Regions from separate parts of the Homo sapiens genome. Here regions 1 and 2 are each linked to region 3. The links are chromatin loops, found by intact Hi-C in ENCODE. Cell type or tissue: chondrocyte. All regions are shown on one strand.

The links. Peaks named below come from ENCODE experiments on the same cell type or tissue, not always from the same donor. Only the 100,000 strongest peaks of a DNase experiment are listed, where the experiment ranks them.
Region 1: it touches region 3 in a loop (3-fold over the local background); 2 of 110 quality-filtered maps call a loop at or near these places.
Region 2: a loop joins it to region 3, with 3 times the contacts of the local background. A loop is called at or near these places in 4 of 110 quality-filtered maps.

What each region holds. Positions count from the first base shown.
Region 1 is chr5:10,012,935-10,020,934 of GRCh38, reverse strand. No RefSeq gene overlaps it. Among named protein-coding and RNA genes, the nearest start is that of LINC02112, 110 kb to the right of the region's middle. In chondrocyte, no CTCF peak of the experiment used is centred here; no DNase peak of the experiment used is centred here.
Region 2 is chr5:10,025,706-10,033,705 of GRCh38, reverse strand. No RefSeq gene overlaps it. Among named protein-coding and RNA genes, the nearest start is that of LINC02112, 130 kb to the right of the region's middle. In chondrocyte, a CTCF peak has its summit at 3,033 (motif pointing right); no DNase peak of the experiment used is centred here.
Region 3 is chr5:9,541,056-9,549,055 of GRCh38, reverse strand. SEMA5A (semaphorin 5A) reads left to right here and starts at 2,981. Exons shown (of 23, transcript NM_003966.3): 1 at 2,981-3,472. SNHG18 (small nucleolar RNA host gene 18) reads right to left here and starts at 2,856. Exons shown (of 3, transcript NR_045196.2): 1 at 2,526-2,856; 2 at 1-66. SNORD123 (small nucleolar RNA, C/D box 123) reads right to left here and starts at 229; the gene lies at 142-229. RefSeq lists a silencer at 2,858-3,047. In chondrocyte, CTCF peaks have their summits at 2,580, 4,180 and 4,390 (motif pointing right); DNase peaks (open chromatin) are centred at 1,309, 2,805, 3,545 and 4,345.

The DNA.
Region 1 (8,000 bases), 470 kb before region 3:
GATGCTATACATTTGGTTTTTGGTTTTCTGTCGGGGTGTGGAGAAGTGAAGCCAGCTTGTTTCTATGCTGCCATTTTGGAACCAGATGTTGTCTTGTACTTTTAAAGTACTTGTTTACATGTAAATAATTGATTTAAATAATAGCTGACATACTATTAGCTACTCACTAAATTTGATTCATGAAGACTTCTCCATCAATGCATGTTTTACCAGCCTATGTAGTTTCTATCCAAACTTGCAAGTAAAATAACCCAGATTTTCTGGATCCCCTTGGGTAGCCCCTGTTTTTATCCTGCCTCATTCATTGGTGGGATACTGCAGAAGTGAGTACTTTGTGCAGCAGACTGGCTCCTCTATCAACCTCCTGCTCTCCTTTTACCCCCTAAATTTTAGCATCACTATTAGATCTGAATACTGGGAAGTAAAACAAAAATTCTGGTGGGAGAAGGAGAATAAAGACAACATCTGGCACTGATGATGGGCCAGGATTTGTTCTGAATATTTTATGTATCTAGGGGCATGCTACAGAATTTGTGGGGCCCAGGTCAAAGTTTTCTTGCTTGTTCTAAACTGATTAGGAATTTCAAGATGACAGCAGAGCATTAAACCAAGAAGGAGACCATACTAAGCACGAGGCCCTGTGGGACTGCAGAGATCATAAGCCCAGGAAGCTGGATCTGTTGTGGATTAACCCATTAATCTGCATAACTACATTTTGAGGTATTACCATCCTCATTCCTATTTTACAAATGGGAATGTTGAGGTACAGAAAGGTATATGTGATTAGTCCAAGATCATAGGTTTATGACAGCACAGCTGAGAATTGAACCCAGGTATTTTTGGTTCCTTAAACAGCATGCTCAGCTGCATCACTAGGGAGGAGAGTGTGGGGCCATACCTACAGCAAACTTTAGTAAACCCCCTCAGTTAAATCCCTGGACTGTTTCTCTAAAGTTTCTTTTCTCATGTGTCTACCTGTTCCCATACTCTGTCCCCTAAAATGAAAGCCTCTATAATGAAAACAAATCCTAAAGTCAAGAATAAACTGACCTCCCCCCAACCCCCAGTAACTTATTGGTTCCCTCTTCTATTGTAATTTAAACATATTACCTGGGGAATATCCTCCCACCATATACACACAAACCAAGAAACTTAATAATGTTTTAAGCCAATAAAAATCAATCTTGTCCTAGGAGCTATTTTACTGCTGAGATAATCAGATTTTCTCCATATTGTTATGGTAACAAAATTATATTTCCTTTAAAATATTCCACTTATTTTGTCCATTTATTCATGTTCATAGTTCTTTTCTTCCATTAGCCTAAATTTGCAAGGTTTCAATTCTAGATTGTTCCACATTCCAAGAAATTGTGATAATCAAGAGTGTATTTTAATCCATTTTGATTCACTTGATGTTTCAATACACTCAACATGCAATGAGAGGGTCACTATGCAGAAATGGCTTTGTGTATTTTGTGAAAACGTATTTCCTTGCCAAGGAGTTTTGCCAAAAAGTTAATCTTAATGCCAAGAAATATTACTGGCGAAATGAAAAAATGTGACATTCTATCCTTTGGGAGGGAACCTCAGAGACACTTTTTCAAGATACTTGAAGGTAATACCAGGTATTATTAGAGCAAACAATTGATTAATTTTGCAGCATTCATATCAGAAAACTACTATTTTTGTTTGTTTGTTTGTTTTTTTGAGATGGAATCTCACTCTGTCACCCAAGCTGGAGTGCCGTGGTGCAATCATAGGTCACTGCAGCTTCGATCTCCTGGACTAAGGCAATCCTCCCACCTCAGCCTCCCAAGTAGCTGGGACCACTAGAGCCTGCCACCATGCCCAGCTAATTAAAAAAATATATTTGTAGAGACAGGGTCTCCCTATGTTGCCCAGGCTGGTCTTGAACTCCCGGGTTCAAGCAATCCTCCAGTTGACCTCCCAAAGTGCTAAGATTACAGGCAGGAGCCATCATGCCTGGCCAGAAACTACTATGTTAAATAAGTCTTCTTTATAATAAAGTTGGAATTTCATGTAAGTGACTCATTAGAATGACTCAACTACTTGAGACTCCTTTCCCATGACTAAACTACAAGATAAGAAGAGTATATCTTATATTTCCAAATCTTCCTTCCCACGTCTCCCAGTTCCCATGCTAACGGGTATCTGCAAATTGGCTTGAAAGTTGAGGGAATGGAGGAAGGGTCAAGGATTGAAGGAGAAAAAATCTCCTTGGGAAAGTTTAAAATAAATTAAGTAGATCTGATTAGTAAAAGAAGACAGCTGCATTTCAAGAAGATGTTAAATGTTCTGTACAAATCATTTTATGTTGATTAAATGGTACGCTGTAATTTCTTTTCTAAATTGAATGGGCTACAGTGAAAAATGGTATTTGGCCCACCCTGCACAATAACTTTTCTCTGAAGACCTTTACTGTGAATTGAAAATTTTAAATTGGATGAGGAAACAACAATGCATGATGTTGCTTAGCAACTACTATATGTCTGTTCATAACAGAGACTCCAAATGGATAAGCTTTGGGTCACTTTGACAGACCAAATAAACTAATTACCTGAGGCAACATTAAATGAATTTCTACAAGCTGAACTTGTGCCAATGTCATTTTATTCATATATTTGTGCGAAGAAGAGAGGTTTTCATGATTGCAGAGGTTCATGACTTGAGTTACAGTTCTTGAATCAGTTGTACCCTGGGTGGCTAATAGAAGTGACTTTGGTGACGGTGGTGACCGGAGGTCAGGAACTGGGCAGGCTTCCAGCTGCAGATGGGTCAGTTTGGCCTTCACACTTGTCCAGTGATTTTGGGAGATATAGATTGCCTCCCAAGAGCAGAGGTAGGTGAGGGCTTTCCTTCTCATCCTCCATCACCTTATTACCAAGTGTTGACAAAGAAAGCAAGTCTTAGAATGAATTCTGCCCACCTCATTGCCAAAAAGCTTTGTTTAATAAGGAAGCAGAAAACCTGTCTTGGGAGCCCAGCGAAGTTTCCACTCTCTGTCCGTAGCCTCTTTGAAAGTTAAAGCACGCAGCAGAATTCTTAGCAATTCTGTGGAATCCAAAGACTTAATGTCATCATAGGCCTGGTGTTAGACTGCTAGTGAGACTTTTGTGCCCTGGCCATGCCTGAGCACAGGTGCCTGGAAAATATTTCTAGCCAATTCAGATACCTTGAAACCATTCATTTTACTAACAAAAAATTATTTCTAGCAAAACAAACTCTCTGATTCAGAGTGTAATAGTTGAATAGCTCTTGGTTGAATAGTTCTAGGTTGTCGACTTCTGAAAGGATCTTTCAAATACTAAGGAATTGCTCCAAGAGGGTAGATTCTTGATTGAGGCATGTACAATATTAACTCCCTACTCCCAGGTTGTGGATTAAAATGGATTTACACATGCTTGTGTATTTTGTTGAGTCTAAGATGCCATCACCTGTTTGCATAGTTTGCAAACATTTTCTCCCATTCTATAGGTTGTTTCTTTACTCAATTCATAGTTTCTTTTGCAGTGAAGAATCTCTTTAGGTTAATTAGAACCCATTCATCAATTTTTGTTTTTGTTATAATTTCTTTCAGCATCTTTGTCATGAAATCTTTGCCAAGTCCTATATTCAGAATGGTATTTCCTAGGTTATCTTCCTGGGTTTTTATAGTTTTAGGTTTTACATTTAAGTCTTTAATCCATCTTGAGTTTATTTTTGTATGTGGTGTAAGAAAGAGGTCCATTTCAGAGTTCCAAGATGGCCATATAGCAACAGCTCTGGTCTGCAGTTCCCAGCGAGATCAACACAGAAGAAGGGTGATTTCTGCATTTCCAACTGAGGTACCTGGTTCATCTCATTGGGACTGGTTGGACAGTGGGTGCAGCCCATGGAGGGCGAGCTGAAGCAGGGCAGTGTGTCACCTCACCCAGGAAGTGCAAGGGGTCAGGGTATTACCCTTTCCTAGCCAAGGGAAGCTGTGACAGTCTGTACCTGGAGGAATGGTACACTCCTGTCCAAATACTATGCTTTTCCCACAGTCTTCACAACCGGCAGACCAGGAAATTCCCTCCTGTGCCTGGCTCGGTGGGTCCCAGCCCCACGGTGCCTTGCTCACTGCTAGCGCAGCAGTATGACATCAACCTGCAATGCTGCTGCTTGGCGGGGGGAGGGGCATCCACCATTGCTGAGGCTTGAGTAGGCGGTTTTGTGCTCACAGTGTAAACAAAGAGGCCAGGAAGCTCAAACTGGGTGGAGCCCACCACAGCTCAGCAAGACCTACTGCCTTGCTGTAGACTCCATCTCTGTGGGCAGGGCATATCAGAACAAAAGGCAGCAGACAGCTTCGGCAGACCTAAACGTCCCTGTCTGACAGCTCTGAAGAGAGCAGTGGTTCTCCCAGCATGGGATTTGAGCTCTGAGAATGGACAGACTGCCTCCTCAAGTAGATCCCTGACCCCCATGTAGCCTGACTGGGAGACACCTCCCAGTAGAGGCTGACAGACACCTCACACAGGCAGGTGCCCCTCTGGGATGAAGCTTCCAGAGGAAGGACCAGGCAGAAATATTTGCTGTTCTGCATCCTCTGCTGGTGACACCCAGGCAAACAGGGTCTGGAGTGGACCTCCAGCTAACTCCAACAGACCTGCAGCTGAGGGGCCCGACTGTTAGAAGGAAAACTAACAAACAGAAAGGAATAGCATCAGCATCAACAAAAAGCACATCTACACCAAAACCCCATCTGTAGGTCACCATCATCAAAGACCAAAGGTAGATGAAACCACAAAGATGGGGAGAAACCAGAGCAGAAAAGCTGAAAATTCCAAAAACCAGAGTGCCTCTTCTCCTCCAAAGGATCACAGCTACTGGTCAGCAAAGGAACAAAACTGGATAGAGAATGAGATTGATGAGTTGACAGAAGTAGGCTTCAGAAGGTTGGTAATAACAAACTTCTCCAAGCTAAAGGAGCATGTTCCAACCTATAGCAAGGAAGTTAAAAACCTTGAAAAAAGGTTAGACAAATGGCTAACTAGAATAAACAATGTGGAGAAGACCTTAAATGACCTGCTGGAGCTGAAAACCACAGCACAAGAACTTCGTGACGCATGCACAAGCTTCAGTAGCTGACTCGATCAAGTAGAAGAAAGGATATCAGTAATTGAAGATCAAATTAATGAAATAAAGTGACAAGACAAGATTAGAGAAAAAGGAGTGAAAAGAAATGAACAAAGCCTCCAAGAAATATGGGACTATATGAAAAGACCAAATCTATGTTTGATTGGTCTTCCTGAAAGTGATGGGGAGAATGGATCCAAATTAGAAAACACTCTTCAGGGTATTATCCAGGAGAAATTCCCCAACCTAGCAAGACAAGCCAACATTCAAGTTTAGGAAATACAGAGAACACCAGAAAGATATTTCTTGAGTAGAGCAACCTGAAGGCACACAATTGTCAGATTCACCAAGGTTGAAATGAAGGAAAAAATGTTAAGGGCAGCCAGAGAGAAAGGTCGGGTTACCCACAAAGGGAAGCCCATCAGACTAACAGCAGATCTCTCTGAAGAAACTCTACAAGCCAGAAGAGAGTGGGGGCCAATATTCAACATTCTGAAAGAAAGAATTTTCAACCCAGAATTTCATATCCAGCCAAACTAAGCTTCATAGTGAAGGAGAAATAAAATCCTTTACAGACAAGCAAATACTGAGAGATTTTGTCAGCACCAGACCTGCCTTACAAGAGCTCCTGAAGGAAGCACTAAACGTGGAAATGAACAACCAGTACCAGACACTGCAAAAACATACCAAATTGTGAAGACCATTGACACTATGAAGAAACTGGATCAATTAATGGGCAAAATAACCAGCTAACATCATAATGACAAGATCAAATTCACACATAACAATATTAACCTTAAATGTAAATGGGCTAAATGCCCCCAATTAAAAGACATATACTGGCAAATTGGATAAAGAGTCAAGACCCATCAGAGTGCTGTATTCCGGAGACCCATCTCATGTGCAAAGACACACATAGGCTCAAAATAAAGGGAATGAGGAAGATCAACCAAGCAAATGGAAAGCAAATAAAGCAGGGGTTGCAATCCTAGTCTCTGATAAAACAGACTTTAAACCAACAAAGATCAAAAGAGACAAAGGAGGCCATTACATTATGGTAAAGGGATCAATTCAACAAGAAGAGTGAACTATCCTAAATATATATGTATCCAATACAGGAGCACCCAGATTCATAAAGCAAGTCCTTAGAGACCTACAAAGAGACTTAGACTCCCACACAATAATAATGGGAGACTTTAACACCCCACTGTCAATATTAGACAGATCAACAAGACAGAAGGTTAACAAGGATATCCAGGACTTGAACTCAGCTCTGTACCAAGCAGACCTAATAAACATCTACAGAACTCTCCATCCCAAATCAACAGAATATACATTCATCTCAGCACCACATCGCACTTATTCTAAAATTGACCACATAGTTAGAAGTAAAGCACTCCTCAGCAAATGCAAAAGAACAGAAATCACAACAAACTGTCTCTCAGACCACAGTGCAATCAAATTAGAACGCAGGATTAAGAAACTCACTCAAAACCGTTCAAGTACATGCAAACAGAACAACCTGCTCCTGAATGACTACTGGGTAAATAATGAAATGAAGGCAGAAATAAAGATGTTCTTTGAAACCCGTGAGAACAAAGACACAACATACCAGAATCTCTGGGACACATTTAAAGCAGTGTGTAGAGGGATATTTATAGCACTAAATGCCCACAAGAGAAAGCAGGAAAGATCTAAAATTGACACCCTAACATCACAATTAAAGGAACTAGAGAAGCAAGAGAAAACAAATTCAAAAGCTAGCAGAAGGCAAGAACCAACTAAGATCAGAGCAGAACTGAAGAGACATGAAAAACCCTTCAAAAAAATCAATGAATCTGGTTTTTTGAAAAGATCAACAAAATAGACTGCTACCAAGACTAACAAAGAAGAAATGAGAGAAGAATCAAATAGATGCAATAAAAAATGATAAAGGGGATATCACCACTGACCCCACAGAAATACAAACTGCCGTCAGAGAATACTATAAACATTTCTTTGCAAATAAACTAGAAAATCTAGAAGAAATGGATAAATTCCTGCACACATATACCCTCCCAAGACTAAACCAGGAAGAAGTTGAATCTCTGAATAGACCAATAACAGGTTCTGAAATTGAGGCAATAATTAATAGCCTACAAATAAAAAAAATTCCAGGACCAGATGGATTCACAGCCGAAATCTACCAGAGGTACAAAGAGAAGCTGGTACCATTCTTTCTGAAACTATTCCAAACAACAGAAAAAGAGAGAATCCTTCCTAACTCATTTTATGAGGCCAGCATCATCCTGATACCAAAGCCTGGCAGAAACAAAACAAAAAAGAGAATTTTAGGCCATTATCCCTGATGAACATCAATGCAAAAATGCTCAATAAAATACTGGCAAAAGGAATCCAGCAGCACATCAAAAAGCTTATCCACCATGATCAAGTTGGCTTCATCCCTGGGATGCAAGGCTGGTTCAACATACACAAATCAATAAATGTAATCCATCACATAGGCAGAACCAAGGAAAAAAACCACATGATTATCTCAATAGATGCAGAAAAGGCCTTCTACAAAATTCAACAGCCCTTCATACTAAAAACTGCCAATAAACTAGGTATTGATGCAACATATCTCAAAATAATAAGAGCTATTATGACAAACCCACAGCCAGTACCATACTGAATGGGCAAAAACTGGAAGCATTCCCTTTGAAAACTGACACAAGGCAAGGATGCCCTCTCTCACCACTCCTATTCAACATAGCGTTGGAAGTTCTGGCCAGGGCAATCAGGCAAGAGAAAGAAATAAAGGGTACTCAGTTAGGAAAAAAGGAAATCAAATTGTCTCCGTTTGCAGATAATATGATTGTATATTTAGAAAACCCCATTGTCTC
Region 2 (8,000 bases), 480 kb before region 3:
TCTCCTTTGGTGTGTGTGTCCTGGAAATGTGTACTAAGATAGTGTCACATGTTTATGGTCCTTCTGTGTATGATTGATCAGATTATTTTTCATCAAAATATACACCCACCTCATTCTATTTTGTTCCTTCTGACAAAAATGCTAGGATTCTTTCCAAGGGAAGATTTTTATTGTCTTCGTCTCAGCCTCTCAAGGACTTTTGTCATTGCTGGTCCCATTCAAGTACAATGACAAATTACTGAGGTCAGTTGACAATACCTATCCAAAGTCCATGATGGAATGTTCTAGAACAGGACCCAGAACTCAATTCTTCAGGCTCCCTCCTTGGTTTATCTCTTAGTTCTTTCTATTATTCTCTTGATTTCCTAATTAATGAAAAAAAACTGATTTTTTTACAGAACAATTTTTTTAACAGAAAGAGTGTATTTAGTGAGAACTATGCTTGTGCTAATTGAGAAATGTTACTGAAATGATCTGATATTAAAAAGCAATGACTTTTAGACTAAAAGAGCCCCATCAGTGACTGCATCCAAACCATTTTTAGTGGAAACTTGCAACCTTTCTCCAATGACCTATGTGACGTTAGACTGTTATGTAATAACTTCAAGCCTCAGTTTTCTCAAGTGTAAAATTGGCTTATTAGACTCGATTATCTGAAAGGTGTCTTCCACTCCAAAATTCTATGACTCTTTACAATGTAGGAAAGAGAGATTGAGGAGCTTGCCTGAGGTACATCCAGCTGCTAAAAAGATACTACCCAGCCTCAGAACTGTAAGTCCAGAGTTCTTTCAACTTTCTAAGGTGTTAAATAGTTTATGACTAAAGTTCTATCTAAGGCACTGTTTTCATTGTTATTCAAAACATAACTGAAATCAATATTTGTCAGATACAAAGGGCAGCAACACGAGAAAAATGATTTTCTAAAAGGTCCCTAGACTCTTAGTACAAGTCCTGACTAAGGCTATATTTAGAATACTCATGAGCTCCATTTGCTATGATGACATCCCTCTCTCTCTTTTTTGTCGTGACCTTCATATTTATAATAGATAGGTTTCTAATATTTTCATTTTAGGTAGTAGTACAGCAATATAAATTAACCCATTTGTTCCTGGAAAATGTGCCATGATCTCATCACTGAAAAGAGAGTAAATGAACAGCTCATCTGAAATGTTTACTGAGGGGTTTGAGGGAGACAGTGCTGTCGAGCATGTTAGGAGTGGCATTGAAGATTGCTGGCTGGGAATATTTGGAAAGAATTGGAGGATGGCTGGGTAGGAGTTGGAGGGGGTAATTGGGAGCACAGTTGGGGGTATAAATTTGAGTCTAGAAAATTTAGATGCCTGTATACACAAAGCCAACTATAATTTGGAATTTATAACTGTATAGTAATATGTAGATGAAGCAAAATTTAATTTAAGTTGACCCTTCAGAATACAGACTCAAAGGGTAACCAAGATTTCAGGGATGATGTTCATCCTATACTTAGAGAGCCCCTGTTGTAACCCCATTCCAACCATGCTCCTCTGCACCAGGTGAGCAGTCTGTGAACAAAAAGGCGGTTCTCACCTTTACCCCCTACCTGACTTTCTTGATCTCATTCTAGGTATCCAAGGCCCTGGTATTCCCTGTCCACACAGATTTTCTTCCAAGCCCTGTATAGATGTCTTTCTCAGATTTGTCCTGTAGAGGGTACCTGTACCTCTGGTGCATGTGTCCCCCAGCCCTGAGGGTGGCTCAAGTTTGGCTGTTTATAGATAGAAGCAGTGATTGAAGCTTGGATGAGAGGCGGGAGTGGTCATACATAGGCTGGCACATGAGCAATTTTGAGAGCTTAAAGAATCCTTAAACTTGAAGTTTGGCCTTCTGAGTCATTTGAAGCTATATTTGCCAAAGTAGTATAAGAAAAGATTATTTAGGAGTTTGCCTGATTCATGAATAACGTGTACCTATTTAGACATAAAAGCACGTGGGCCTCCATGGTTCTCTTTCCCTGTGAATGATAGGATACACCTGATATTCAGAATACTTAGTGGGGAGAGGGGTGGAATAATATAGCAGAATAGAAGACTCCATGGATCATTCCCTCCCACAAGGACAACAATTTAACAACTATCTACGCACAAAAAAAAAAACCTCATAAGAACCAAAAATCAGGTAAGCACTCACAGTACCTTGTTTTAACTTCATATTGCTGAAAGAGGCACTGAAGAGACAGAAAAAACAGTCTTGAATTGCTGACATCCCCCATCCCCCACCATCTAGCAGTGAGGTGAGGTGTGGAAAGCATTTCTGTGCACTGGGGGAGGGAGGGTGCAGCAATTGTGAGGCATTGGACTTAGTGCTGTCCTGTTACAGCAAAGAGGAAAACCGGAACAAACTCAGCTGACATCTGCCCACTGATGGAACATTTAAACCAGCCCTAGCCACAGAGGAATCACTGATCCCAGCAGTCAGAACTTGGGTTCTTGCAAGCCACACCACCATGAGCTAAAATACTCTGGGGCCCCAGATAAGCTTGAAAGGCAGTGTAGGCCACAGGGACTGCAACTTCTAGGTGAGTCCTGGGCCCAGAGCCAGTGGCCTGGGGGGACACATAAGCTACTGAGACAACAGCTGGGGTGGCTAAGGAAGTGCTGGCATCACCCCTCCCCTAACTGCTGGCTGCACAGCTCACCCACTCGAAAAGAGACCCCTTCATTTTGCTTGAGGGGAGGAGAGGGAAGAGTGGGGAGGACTTTGTCTTGCATCTTGGATACCAGCTCAGCTAGAGCAGAATAGGGTACCAGGCAGAGTCATGAGGCCCCTTTTCCAGGCCCTAGCTACTGGACAACATTTCTAGACACACTCTGGGCCAGGAGGGAACCCACTGCCTTGAAGAGAAGAACTCAGTCCTTGCAGTATTCATCACCTGCTAACTGAAGAGCCTTTGGGCCCTGGATAACCAACAGCCATACCCAGGTACTATGTTGAGGGCCTTGGGTGAGCCTTGGACTTGCTGGCTTCAGGTGAGACTCAGTACATTACCAGTTGGGGGAGCTATAGGGCAAGACTCCTTCTGCTTGAGAAAAGCAGAGGGAAAAGTAAAGGGGACTTTGTCTTGCACCTTAGGTACCAGCTCAGCCACAGGTGCTTAGAGCAGCAAGCAGGCTCTTGGACTCCCTGATTCTAGGACTTGACTATTGGATGGCATTTCTGGACCTGCTCTGGGTCAGAGGGAAGCCCAGTGCCCTGAAAGGTGAGTCCCAGGCTAGGCAGCATTCACCACGGGCTGACTAAAGAGCCTTGGGGCCTTATGGGAACATTGGCAGTAGTCTGGCAGTACTCCTTGTTGCCAGGGGTGGCAATGGCCACCACAGTGGGGCAAGGCTCCTCTGCTTTTGGAAAGAGGAGGAAAGAGTAGGAAGGACTGCATCTTGTGGTTTGAGTGCCAGCTCAGCTGCAGCACAATAGAACGCTTGATAGATTTCTAAGGTTTTTGACTCTGGTCCCTGGCTCCTGGATAGCCCCTCTGGACCTGTCTGGAGCTTGAGGGGAACTTGCCATCCTGAAAAGAAGGACACAGGCCTGGGTGACTTTGGCACCTGCTGATTGCAGAGCCCCAGGGCCTTGGCAGAACCTAGGCAGTAGCCAGGGAGTGGTTACAGGTCTTGGGCAAAACTCAGTGCAGTCCTAATGGTGGTGGCCACAGGGGTGCTAGTGTCACTCTATGCCAAGCTTCACGTGGCTCAGAACAGAGAGAAAGCCTCTGTTTGTTTGGGAGAAACTAAGAGAAAAGAACAAGTCTTTGCCTGGTAATCCAGGCAGATTCTACCGGATCTTGTTCAAGACCATCAAGGTGGTACCTCAATGGGTCTGCAAGAACCACAGTGTTACTGGGCTTGAGGTACCCCCTAAAGCAGATATAGCTTAGATCATAACACCCAAGTCCTTTAGACTATCTGAAAAGTCTTACCAAGAATGACAGGTGAAAACAAGCCCAGACTGTGACGATTACAATTAATACCTAACTCTTTAATGCCCAGACACAGATGAACATCAAGTATCAAGGCAACCCAGAAAAACATGACCTCACCAAATAAACTAAATAAATCACCAGGGAACAATCCTGGAGAAACAAAGATATGTGACCTTTCAGACAGAGAATTCAAAATAGCTGTTTTGAGGAAACTCAAATTCAAGATAACAGAAGAAATTTAGAAATTATCAGATACATTTACCAAAGAGATTGAAATAATTAAAAAGAATCAAGCAGAAATTCTGGAGCTGAAAAATGCAGTTGACATGTTGAAGAATATATCAGAGTCCTTTAATAGCAGAATTGACTAAGCAGAAGAAAGAATCAGTGAGCTTAAAGACTAATTCTATTATTTGCAAATAGTGAACTATTTGAAAATACACAGAAGAGACAAAAGGAAAAAAATATAAAGCACACCTACAGGATCTAGAAAATAGCTTCAAAAGGGCAAATCTAAGAGTTATTGGTCCTAAAGAAGGAGTAGAGAAAGAGATAGGGGTAGAAAGTGTATTAAAAAATAATAATAACAGAGAACTTCCCAAACCTAGATACCTAAGGTTTGGTGTCATAGAACACTAAGCAGACTTAACCCAAAGAAGACTACCTCAAGGCATTTAATAATCAAATTCTCAAAGGTCAAGGATAAAGAAACGATCCTAAAAGCAGCATTAAAAAAAGAAAGAAATAGCATACAGTGGAGGTCCAGTACTTCCAGCATCTGACTTTTTACAGGCCAGGAGAGAGTGACATGAAGTATTTAAAGTGCTGAAGAAGGAAAAAACCTTTTACCCTAGAATAGTATGTCCAGTGAAAATATCCTTCAAACATGAAGGAGAAAGAAATACTTTTCCATGCAAAAGCTGAGGGGTTTCATCTGTCCTACAAGAAGTGCTAAAGGGAGTACTTCAGTCGGCAAGAAAAGGATGTTAATGAGCAGTAAGTAATCACCGAATGAAGGCACACAACTCACTGCTAATAGTAAATACACAGAAAGACACAGAATATTATAACACTGTAACTGTGTTGTGTAAACTACTCTTATCCCAAGTAGAAAGACTAAATGATGAACCAACCAAAAATAACTACAACTTTTCAAGACAGACAGTACAATAAGATATAAATAGAAACAACAGAAAATTAAAAAGCAGGGGAAGAAAATTAAGGTGTAGAGCTTTTATTGGTTTTCTTTTTGTTTATGCCAACAGTGTTGTTATCAGCTTAAAACAATGGGTTTTTAGATAGAATTTGCAAGCCTCATGGTAATCACAAACCAAAAAAAAAAAAAAAAAATACAATGGATACACAAAAAATAAAAAGCAAGAAACTAAATCATACCATCAGAGAAAATCACCTTCACTAAAAGGAAGATGGAGGAAAAAAAAGGAAGAGAAGACCACAAAACAACCAGAAAACAAATAACAAAATAACAAGAGTAACTCCTTACTTATCAATAATAACACTGAATGTAAATGAACTAATCTCTCCAACCAAAAAGACATACAAAGGCCAAATGGATAAAACAAGCCCATTTGATTTGTTGTCTACAAGAAATGCACTTCATGTATAAAGACAGACTAAAAATAAAGGGATAGAAAGATATTCAATGTCAATGGAAATCAAAAAGCAGGAGTACCTATACTTGTATCAGAAAAAATAAGTTTCAAGACAAAAAACCATAAGAAGAGACAAAGAGGGTCACTATAGGATGATAAAGCGGTCAACTCAACAAGAGGATATAACAATTTTAAACATATATGCACCTAACATGGGAGAACCCAGATATTTAAAGAAAATATTATTAGAGATAAAGAAAGAGATGACCCCCAATGCAATAACAGCTGGAGACTGTAACACCCCAGTTTCAGCATTTGACAAATCTTCCAGACAGAAAATCAATAAGGAAACATCAGACTTACTCTGCATTATAGATCAAATGGATCTAATTAATATTTACAGAACATTTCATCCAACGACTAACAGAACATGTGGATATGGCAAAAGTGGTACTAACAGGAAAGTTCATAGTATAAGTGCCTACATCAAAAAAGAAGAAAAACTTCAGATAGATAACCTAAGGATGCATCTGGAAGAACTAGAAAAGCAAGAGGAAACGAAACCCAAAATTAGTAGAAGAAATAATAAAGATCAGAGCAGAAATAAAATTAATTTAAAATGAAGGAAACAATACAAAACATCAGTGAAACAAAAAGTTGGATTTTTGAAAAGTTAAAATTGACAAACTTTTAGCTGGACTAAGAAAAAAGATTGAAATAAATCAGAGATGAAAAAGGAGACATTATGACTGATACCAGAGAAATTCAAAGGATCATTAGTGGCTACTATGAGCAGCTATATGCCAATAAATTTGAAAATCTAGAAGAAATGGACAAATTCCTAGATATATACAATCTACCAAGATTGAACCAGGAAGAAATCCAAAACCTGAACAGTTCAATAACAAGTCATGAGACTGCAGTCAGAATAAAATGTCTCCCAGTAAAGAAAAGCCCAGGACCCCAGGGCTTCCCTGCTTAATTCTACCAAACATTTAAAGAACTAATACCAATCCTGCTCAAAGTATTCCAAAAAATAGAGGCGGAGGGAATACTTTCAAACTAATTCTACAAGGCCAGTATTACCCTGATGCTCAAACAAGACAAATCAAGAAAAGAAAAGTACAGGTCAATATCTCTAATAAATTTTGATGCAGAAATCCTCAACAAAATGCTAGCAAACCAAATTCAACAACACATTAAAAAGATCATTCATCATGACCAAGTAGGATTTGTTCCTGGGATGCAAGGATGGTTCAACATATGGAAATAAATCAACATGATACATTATATCAATAGAATGTAGGACAAAAAACAAATGATCATTTTAATTAATGCTGAAAAAGCATTTGGTAAAATTCAACATCTCTTCATGTAAAAAACACTCAGAAACCTGGGTATAGAAGGAACATACCTCAACATAACCAAAGGCCATATACAACAACCCGACAGTTAGTATCATACTGAATGAGGAAAAACTGAAAGCCTTTCCTCTAAGATCTAGTACACAACAAGGAAGCCCATTTCCACCAGTGTTATTCAACGTAGTACTAGAAGTCCTAGCTAGAGCAATCAGACAAGAGAAAGAAATAGACGGCATCTAAATTGGAAAGGAAGAAGTCAAATTATCCTTGTTTGCAGGTGATATAATCTTATATTTGGAAGAAACTAAGGACTCCACCAAAAAACTATTAGAACTGATAAACAAATTCAGCAAAGTTGCAGGATACAAAATCAACATACAAAAAAAAGTCAGTAGCATTTCTATGTGCCAATAGTGAATAATCTGAAAAAGAAACAAAAAAGTAATCTCATTTACAATAGCCACAAACATAATTAAATACCTAGGAATTAACCACAGAAGTAAAAAAAACTCTGTAATAAAAACTATAAAATACTTTTGAAAGAAATTGAAGAGAATACCCAAAAATGGAAAAATATTACATGTTCATGGATTGGAAAAATCAATATTGTTAAAATGTCCATATTCCCCAAAGCAATTTACAGATTTAATGCAATCCCTATCAAAATATCAATGACATTATTCACACAAATAAAAATTTTAAAATTTATATGGAACCATAAAAGACCCAGAATCACCAAAGCTATCCTAAGCAAAAAGAACAAAACCGGAAGAATCACATTATCTGACCTCACATTATATTACAGAGCTATAGTAGCCAAAACAGCATGGCATTGGCATAAACACAGACACAGAGACCAATGGAACAGAGTAGAGAACCCAGAAATAAATGCACACATGTGCAGTGAACTCATTGTCGACAACCGTTATATAAGAACATACACTGGAGAAAGACAGTCTCTTAAATAAATGGTTCTGGGAAAACTAGATATCCACATACAGAAGAATGAAACTAGACTCCATCTCTTGCCATATACAAAAATCAAAGTGGATTAAAAACTTAAATCCA
Region 3 (8,000 bases):
GAAAGCCCCCCTCCCTGTTCCTCTGGTCTGAGATGGCAGCTTAGGGATGTGGCTGAAATTCAAGCACTAGGGAGGGAAGTAAAGACAAGACAAAATTGGTCAATTAGTGCAGAAACATAAATGATCTTTCATAGTTCCGAACAGAATTGAGGTGAATCAGGAAATGGATGGCATTTTTCAAGTCACATGAATCAGCGCCCCAGAATTCATCATTTTCACCAAGTGTTTTGTTGGTTTCTTCATTCTTTCACATTGTGTGCATGGCTCACCTAAAACAGTTTAGGGAAAGCTATATTTTACTTTGAAAAGATAACTAAATACTTTTGTTTGTTTAAAAATGATCATCCTTAGTTTTATAATGTGATGAGAAGCAGCTTAATGCAGATAGCTTTCTAGCAAGCAAGACCTTTGCAAAGCAAAACAAACAAAAAACAAAGAAATTTTGTTTAGAAAAAAGAAATACTTGTGGATACCTCAAAATGACTTTATGAAGAGCCTGCTTATATGTTGGGTGCTCGGTGAGTATTTCACACAGATTACTGTCTTTCTCCTTTCAAGCAGACAGCTGACATACCCCTGCCAGGCTGGTGTGTCTAAGCTCCAGGTGAAGAGACTGTAGCTCAGAAAAGTTAAAGAACTTTCCCCAGATTAAAACTCAAAATTATATCCTCAATTTAGATCCATTTCACTTTAAACAAAGGATGCACTCTAAATTATAATTTGGTTTATTTACCTGCTTATTAGCAATTATTTTGTAATTAATCACAATTATCACTAAAATATACATCTTTTAACAATGCATTGGTGCAGCCTGTAAACAGCAAAACTGAATTCAACTCCCCCCTACATATATACAAAATTATGTAATTTATCCAGTTAAATGTTATGTTATCAGACCTATTGGGTCATGGTTTAGAAAGCTATCTTCTTCCCACTGCTTAGCTCTATATGCCAAGAGTTTTTTTGCTTTTTTTTTTTCTTTTCAAGTATTAACGGCAATGTTCAGAGGCAAGAAGAGGATTAGCTGAATACATTGGGTTCTAATTTCTGTCTCCCTCACCCTGGCCACGTAGGCTCCACAGGTCCAGGCAAAGGCTGCAGATCCAAGCATAAGGCAGCTTCCTCCCTACATCTTTCCCCCTAGAAGCAGCCAGGCAAGACCTTGGCCTGCCTCTTCCTCCCAGGGAGGCTCCTAGGCCTCTGTGCCACGTAGGCAAGATAATCGGAATGTCTGGAATGGAACTAGTGCTCTAAGTGCCAAGCAAGGGAAGGGAGAACGGTTAAGCTTTTCCTTCAGGTCCCCAGGAGCCTGCAGCTGCCACACAGCAGGCCGGGAGCCCCCGCCACAACCCAGGGAGGAATGCTTGCCAAGAAGGCCTGCCCAGCTACTGACACTTCCTCCCAGAGGTCTTAAAGGAAATCCCAGTAAGGCCTGAGTACCCAAGACAGCCAGATCACCCGTGCCAGAGACTGGGCATTTGGGGATGGGCTGGGCTTTCATAGAAACCTTCGGAATTGCTTTCACTTAATTCTTTTATTTTAAAAAAAAGTTCTAGAAAATAAAGACACATCGATAGCAATTTGTATTTCCATTGTCCTCTTAGGTCTGCATGGCTACTGTGCGAGCTATGACACCCTGCAGCCTGCAATAGCTTCTTTGTTTTATGGATGAGCTCAATGGAACCCTTATGGACGCACCGGACCATGCCCAGGACCAGCGAGGCCCATCCATACCCCACCACTGGCTGGAAGGGCGCTGGTGTGAACGTGGGTCCTTGCGGGGGTCCCTACCTCACTGCGGTCAGGAGGGGGCAATTCACACATTTCCTCATGCAGGGGACCTTCAAGCCTCCCTCTGAGGCGCAGACTGAGTAAAAAGGGCCCAGAGATACTGTCCCGCACCCCCATCCAGTGGGAAAGGGCCACTCAAGGCCAGTCAGGACTCCCAACCCAAGTTTTATGCCTTATACTCCTATAACTTTACCATTTGCTCTTTTCGCGAGGCTGACCCCCTCCCTCTCCCCCCCCACCGCCTCCTCCAGAAACTGAAGAACTGCAACAAAGTGTCCAATTATACACGTCTTCAAAGGTACTTTACTTGCTTCCCAATTATCAACTTTTCACCTGAGTACTTAGTAAGGCCCAAGGATCCTGCAAAAGTGCAACAAGGAATAATTGACACAGAATTGGACGAATGACTTTGACCATACGGGACTTCTCTCTTAACGCTCAGCGTGGCTACCTGGGGACGCCTTCTCTGGCCTCCCTGATTCGTCAGATTTGTTCATTTCCTTGACTTAATCCCGCTGAAATCGACCCGAACTAGCCGGGAGTCTCACCCCCAAAGTGCTCCTCCAAGAACCCGCAACGACTGACTCTCTCGTCTTCTTTAAGGAGTTTCTCCCTCAGAACGGATGAGGATGTCACACAGAAAGAACAAAATCACAAAGTTCGAGTTCCGGAGGACCAGACGGCCCCTGCCCCCCATCCCCCGGGCCAGATTTAGCCGAGGGAACCGCACGTACCTGAAGCCGAGGCCGGCAGAGAGGGAGCGCCACGTCTCAGGTCTCGGCCGGCGCCCCCCTCCGGGGTGCAGCCACGTCTGAACCGGGACAGCGGGCGGGGGAGCCGCAGAGGGACCCAGTGAGACGGGGGAGGGAGCCCCCAAAAGTCAGCGCTCGGCCGCACTCGCACTGGGGAGGCTGGAATGGAACTCCTGGGGTGCAGCGGGGCTCCCAGGAGCGAAGGTGGGGGTCCTGTACCGGGAAGGGGCGGGGCCCGGGGAGGGGCTCGGGGAGGTCAGGCGCGGGTGGGGCGCTCGAGTTTCACCCCGGCGGGGAGGAGGAGGAGGAGGAGGCGGCGCGGCGGCGGGGGCGGGGCAGGGGCGGGGCGGGGCGGGGGTGGGCCCAGGCTGTCCCCCGCTCCCCGCCCAGCGCTCTCCGCCCCGCGCTCTCCGCGCCCGCTCGCCCCGCGCCGATCTACTTGCCGGGAAGGCGGCGCCGGTGGCGGCTGCTCTCCCTGAGCCCGCTCCCGAGCGCTGCTTTCCCGCCGCGGGTGGGCTTCGCAGCCTCAGGCCAGCCGCGGCCCTTGGCCCGCTGCAGCCCCGGCCCTCCACCTTCCCCGTGCAGGGGCGGCCCGGCCAGTGTCGCTCATCCCGGGACGCTCCCTTCTCCCACCCAGGACTGCCCCGCGGAGCTGGCTTGGACACCCAACTTTGCCACCTCGAGGGTCGTCTCTGCTGGGCGCGAACCTGCCCACCCACCGGTTGGCCGCGCGCTCGGGGACCGTGCTCGTGGCCCCCAAGCCGGTGCCCCCATTCTGGAACTCAGCGAGTAGGGGGCGGCTCTGGGGAAGTGGCAGGGGGCGGCTGCAGCTGCTGCCTCCACTTCCCTAGCCAGGTGCTGAAGAGGATCCTCGGAGCCGCTCTGGCCCCCAGGCGCTGGATGACTGGCACCAGCGCTCCTCGCACCTGGTGAGCGACCCCCGCCCGATTCCTGCGTGGCCTTGGCAGGAGCCCCTGACCGCGCCGCGCCGCGCCGCGCCGCTGGCCGGGACCCGGGGACTGCAGCGGTCGGCTGGTGGGTGGTGCCGATCTCGGGTGGGATCCATCAGCAGGCACCTGGGCGGGGGTTGCGCGTACAGGATTAGGACGACCGTCAGTCCGGGGGCGCCCACAGTTGAGCTAGTGCACGGGCTGGAAGTTTGTGTACCCGCCTGTGCCGAGGTCTGAGCATGGAGAGGTAAGGAGCCGGAGTGTCGCGGTGGGCGAGACGGGACCCCTGCCCAACACCCGGAAAGGTGCGCACACTGGTCTGTGCCCGCCCCCGGCGCGCCTCCAGGCTCGCACTGCCGCGAGCCGGGGGCAGGGGACACGGAGGTCGGGACTTGGCGGTTCGGGAGCGGCCACCTCGCAGCCCCACCGGCTTGGGCAGGTTTTCCTGCTTTCCTTACAGGGGAACCGGGAGGCAATGGGACTTGGGCTCAACTCCGCCAAGCGCCTTGGTTAATGAAAGACACTAAGGCGGGGGATGCAGAGGCCTGGGGAACCACCAGCCAGGTGCGCTGCAGCTAGGCGAGCCCCTTTCACCAGGCATCCCTCCGCTGCTCCACGGATTTTGCACACCGCGGCTCAGGGTTTCAGACCCCAGGGTTTCGGGCAGATCGGGCTCCAGAGGGAATGGTTTCTCCCAAGATGTGCGTGGGAACGGTCGTGGAGGAGTGATTCCCCCGGCTCGCTCCCCGCGGCGGCCGGTGCCTGGCTTGGAGCGGTCACATCCCTGTTCCCCTGGCTTTGGCGGGAAGCGCGTTCACCTCCTCGCCCTTTGCTTGCTTTGTACCAGGATGCCGCGGCCGGAGTTGGGATTTAACTTTCCTGCGCCTGCGGCGTCCTCGGGATTCCCGGCAGGGGGCGCTGCGAGCGAGCGCTCGGAGGACGAGGCGCCACAGGCAGTTGCTGGGTCCTGGGCGAGTGGGCGGGAGTCCCAGGCAACAAACAGCAGAACCAGGCAGATCTTGCAATAATTTCATTTTGGGGGCCGGGGGTTGGGGGAGCTGATCTGGTGGCTATAGAGAGCTGTCAGCCTTGCTAGGAGAGGGGACAGGAAAGGTGGTGGCCAGACATAAATGCTCTAACTAGAAAGGTCTCTTCCAGAGAAAAAGATCGCTGTAAAGTCTTCCTTGTCTGGGCATCTGCCTTCCTTGTGACTGTTACATTTACTCAGAAAGAAATCGAAATTGAGGGAAGATAACGTGAGCTTTGTTTAATACCGTTCTGCTTTTTAGGGGTACTTTAGTTAACACATCAGGAGTCACAAATGATTGTTCTGGTTTGTTTTGAAGAAAGACAAGTTTTACGTCTAGCTTACCGAGAAGAGCTCTGTCATAATGGCTGAGTTTGGAATCAGCAGATATGTTATTAATTATAGAGGTAGTCTGTTCATAAGGAGACAGAAACACAAAACCAGGCTTTAATAAGAAAGATTTTTCAATACCTAATTAGGATTGCTGAATTTGTTGCTAATTAATGCCAGTTTCATTATTTTAGAGAGTGTAATGTTTATCATGACCACTTTACACAACTTCAGTTCAAGCAGATAATACCATTAAGTTATGTATAACTGAAATAATTTTCTTGTCTGTGCCTGTATTTACACCAAAAGAAACATGGATTTTTTTTTCCCCTCCAAAAGATTTCTTTTTCTATGTTTTTTTTTTTTTTTCATGAAAAATACAGCCCTAAGTGTAATTGTTTGGTTCACTTGAAACACAGATGTTTTTTCCCTTGAGTTTCTTTCTTGTAAAAACTTTGGAGATAGAAGCTTGCTCATCCACGTTGCTCCATGCAGTCACACTAAGCATCTGTATACTCATTGAAGTGTGGGGTTGACAAACTGACATCTATTTCTATGTGCTTTTAGCCAATATGTACTTTTATTAACAGGGAGAAGACAGATGATGCTAATCATTTTATGTCTTTTGTGAATTGCACTAACTCATTTGGTTGTTATAATGTCAAACAGCTGCGAGATCCCTGCTGCGAGTAAAGCTTTGGCCTCCTGGGTGGTAAAGCTTGTCTCTGTCCAGAGGAAATTTTTGAGACGTTCAGAATTTGGTAAAAATAAACCTGCGTTCTTCACTGCCGTTTCCCTTTAAAATGATTTCATCACGTGTCTTGGGAGAATGAAACGTAGAAACTTACAGCTCAGAGGCTGTTAAAACTTATTGACCACGAGACCGAAATAAATACAAGCACATTTATACAAACTTCTGCATAAATTTTAGAGTCATGGGCCTTCTGAAGCCCCGTCCATGGATTTGCAGTAAGAAATTTAGTTCCAGAGTCATGTTAGCCTCTTGCTGAAGGACAAATGTTACAACCAACAAGCCTTTCTCTGTACCGTGTGCTAGTGGCCCAAAATAACAGATGCCAGCTCTTTGGGGACAATGTCAGATGCTCCTGATGTTAGAGAGAGCTGCCTATCTGAATCGTGACACAGTTTTACTTAACTTGGTGATTAGTTTTAAGAGTTTCAAGTGATTTTATTTTTGGTCATAAAGTCATTGAAATTGAGCCTTTGCTTTTGATACAGGAAGATGTGGAGGAGGAGCAGAAAACCTTTACTAAATGTCCAGCCAAGAGTATAAAGGCATTGCATTATGTAGACAAGTGATCATGAACCCTAGAGTTAACTAATATCAAAAACTCATCCCAAGGAAGAGGTTTGAGCTACAAAGCAGATGGTGTGCAAGATAGAACAAATGAGTTTATAACATATCCCAGTCAAGGAATCCATTTTTATAGTAGTATATGTACAACTATTTGAGTACAGCAGCCGTACATCCTGCAATAAATCCTCCATAATTCTTGATTCTAAAATTATACCAATTTTGTATTTAAAAATGTTTCTGCAATTGTTGCTATAGTTACCCAGACAAATTGCTTGGGGTATAATTATACCAAGGTGACAAGTTTTTATGTGTTAAATAATGTTTAAAATGTAAATTATGGTGTCTAACAAATTGAGTTACAACTAAGTACAAAGTGTCTAAAGTGAAGCATTGTACATTTCTGCTCACCTGCATCTACTTGCAAATTTATACCAAGAAAGTTAACTGTTTTCTTGAATCATAAAATGAGCGTCTATAAGTACTTTCAGTTGTCTTGAGTACAGTTGACAACATAGATAATTTCACATATGTTCTCAGCAACCTTTTAAAATTGAGATGCAGAAGTTTGGTTGAAAATTAGGTTTTTATCACTCTGCTACCCTGCAGAAATGATAGGGGGCAATCTCCTGTTTCCAATTCCTGTATAGATTGGGAGCAACTTGGGGATAAATTCAGCAGGTGAGATGTGGCTGCTGGGAAGCACTTTGGAGAAACAGATATGGGTACGCTTGGTAAATATATAGCATATTTTTCAGATGAATTTTTTAAGAATTGGTTATCCAGATATACAAAATCAATTTCTGATAGGGAGAAAAGAAGAAAAAGCAAAATTAAAGTAAGCTAGAATATACATAAACTTTTCAATATAAATGAACCTGCTCAAAACTTGCTTCGATTCAAAATTGAAGCAAAATAGAACAAAACAAATGAAAACTTGACCCAAGAGAAGGTATTGGATAATAGGTAATTTATTTCAACATACTAGTATTGACAGTCTTTGCCATCTAAAAGGTTGTATAGCTAAGGAAACCAGGCTGTCCATTTCACAGAGTATTTTGAAGCCAGGCAACTTCAAAGACAAGTCATATTTCACCTTGTGCATGAAATTTAAAGTAGGAGTGACACAACAGTGGATCAAGAAAACAGAAAAATTTCCCAAAGGAATTGCTGTTGTCATCTTCTTTCTTCTTTTTTGGTCCAAGATTAATGGTTGTTTGACAAGAGCAAAGACAAGCACACTTTATTTCCCTTTCCTACATTTTAAAATGTAGTGACATAGTATTGCTGCATTTGGAAAAAAGAAAATCATTCTGTTTTTAAACTCTTTTTTTCCTTATTGGTTTCCTAGAATTGGTTTCCTGATTAACACTTGGGGAAAAAAAACTATTTTAAAAGAGAATAATTTTTTTAGAGGATGAAATTCTTTTATTATTGAAAGGTCATGAGCCCACTAATCTTTTATCTTCCCATCTTTCACTCATTATTTGTCACTGTATTTCTGTAGAATTGGCTAAACTAGGGTTCATGTAGAATAATGAGGAAGTATACACTGGAAAAATGTTATTTTATGTTACATTTTTATGTACAATTGAGAGTAAATTACACTACTGCAATAGGTAATTCAATTACAGATATGTATGATAAATAACCAGTAGAGTGATTCTATCAGAAGCCAACTCTGTGGGTGAAATAATACTATATTTGTTGAGACGTGAAATTAAGTAAGTTATAGGCGAGTGACAATCAGGATAACACAAGGACAAATCGTTCACAGAAAATCGAGCCTCTTTCAATCAGTTCAAATCCACCCAATGTTTGGCAAGGATGTATGA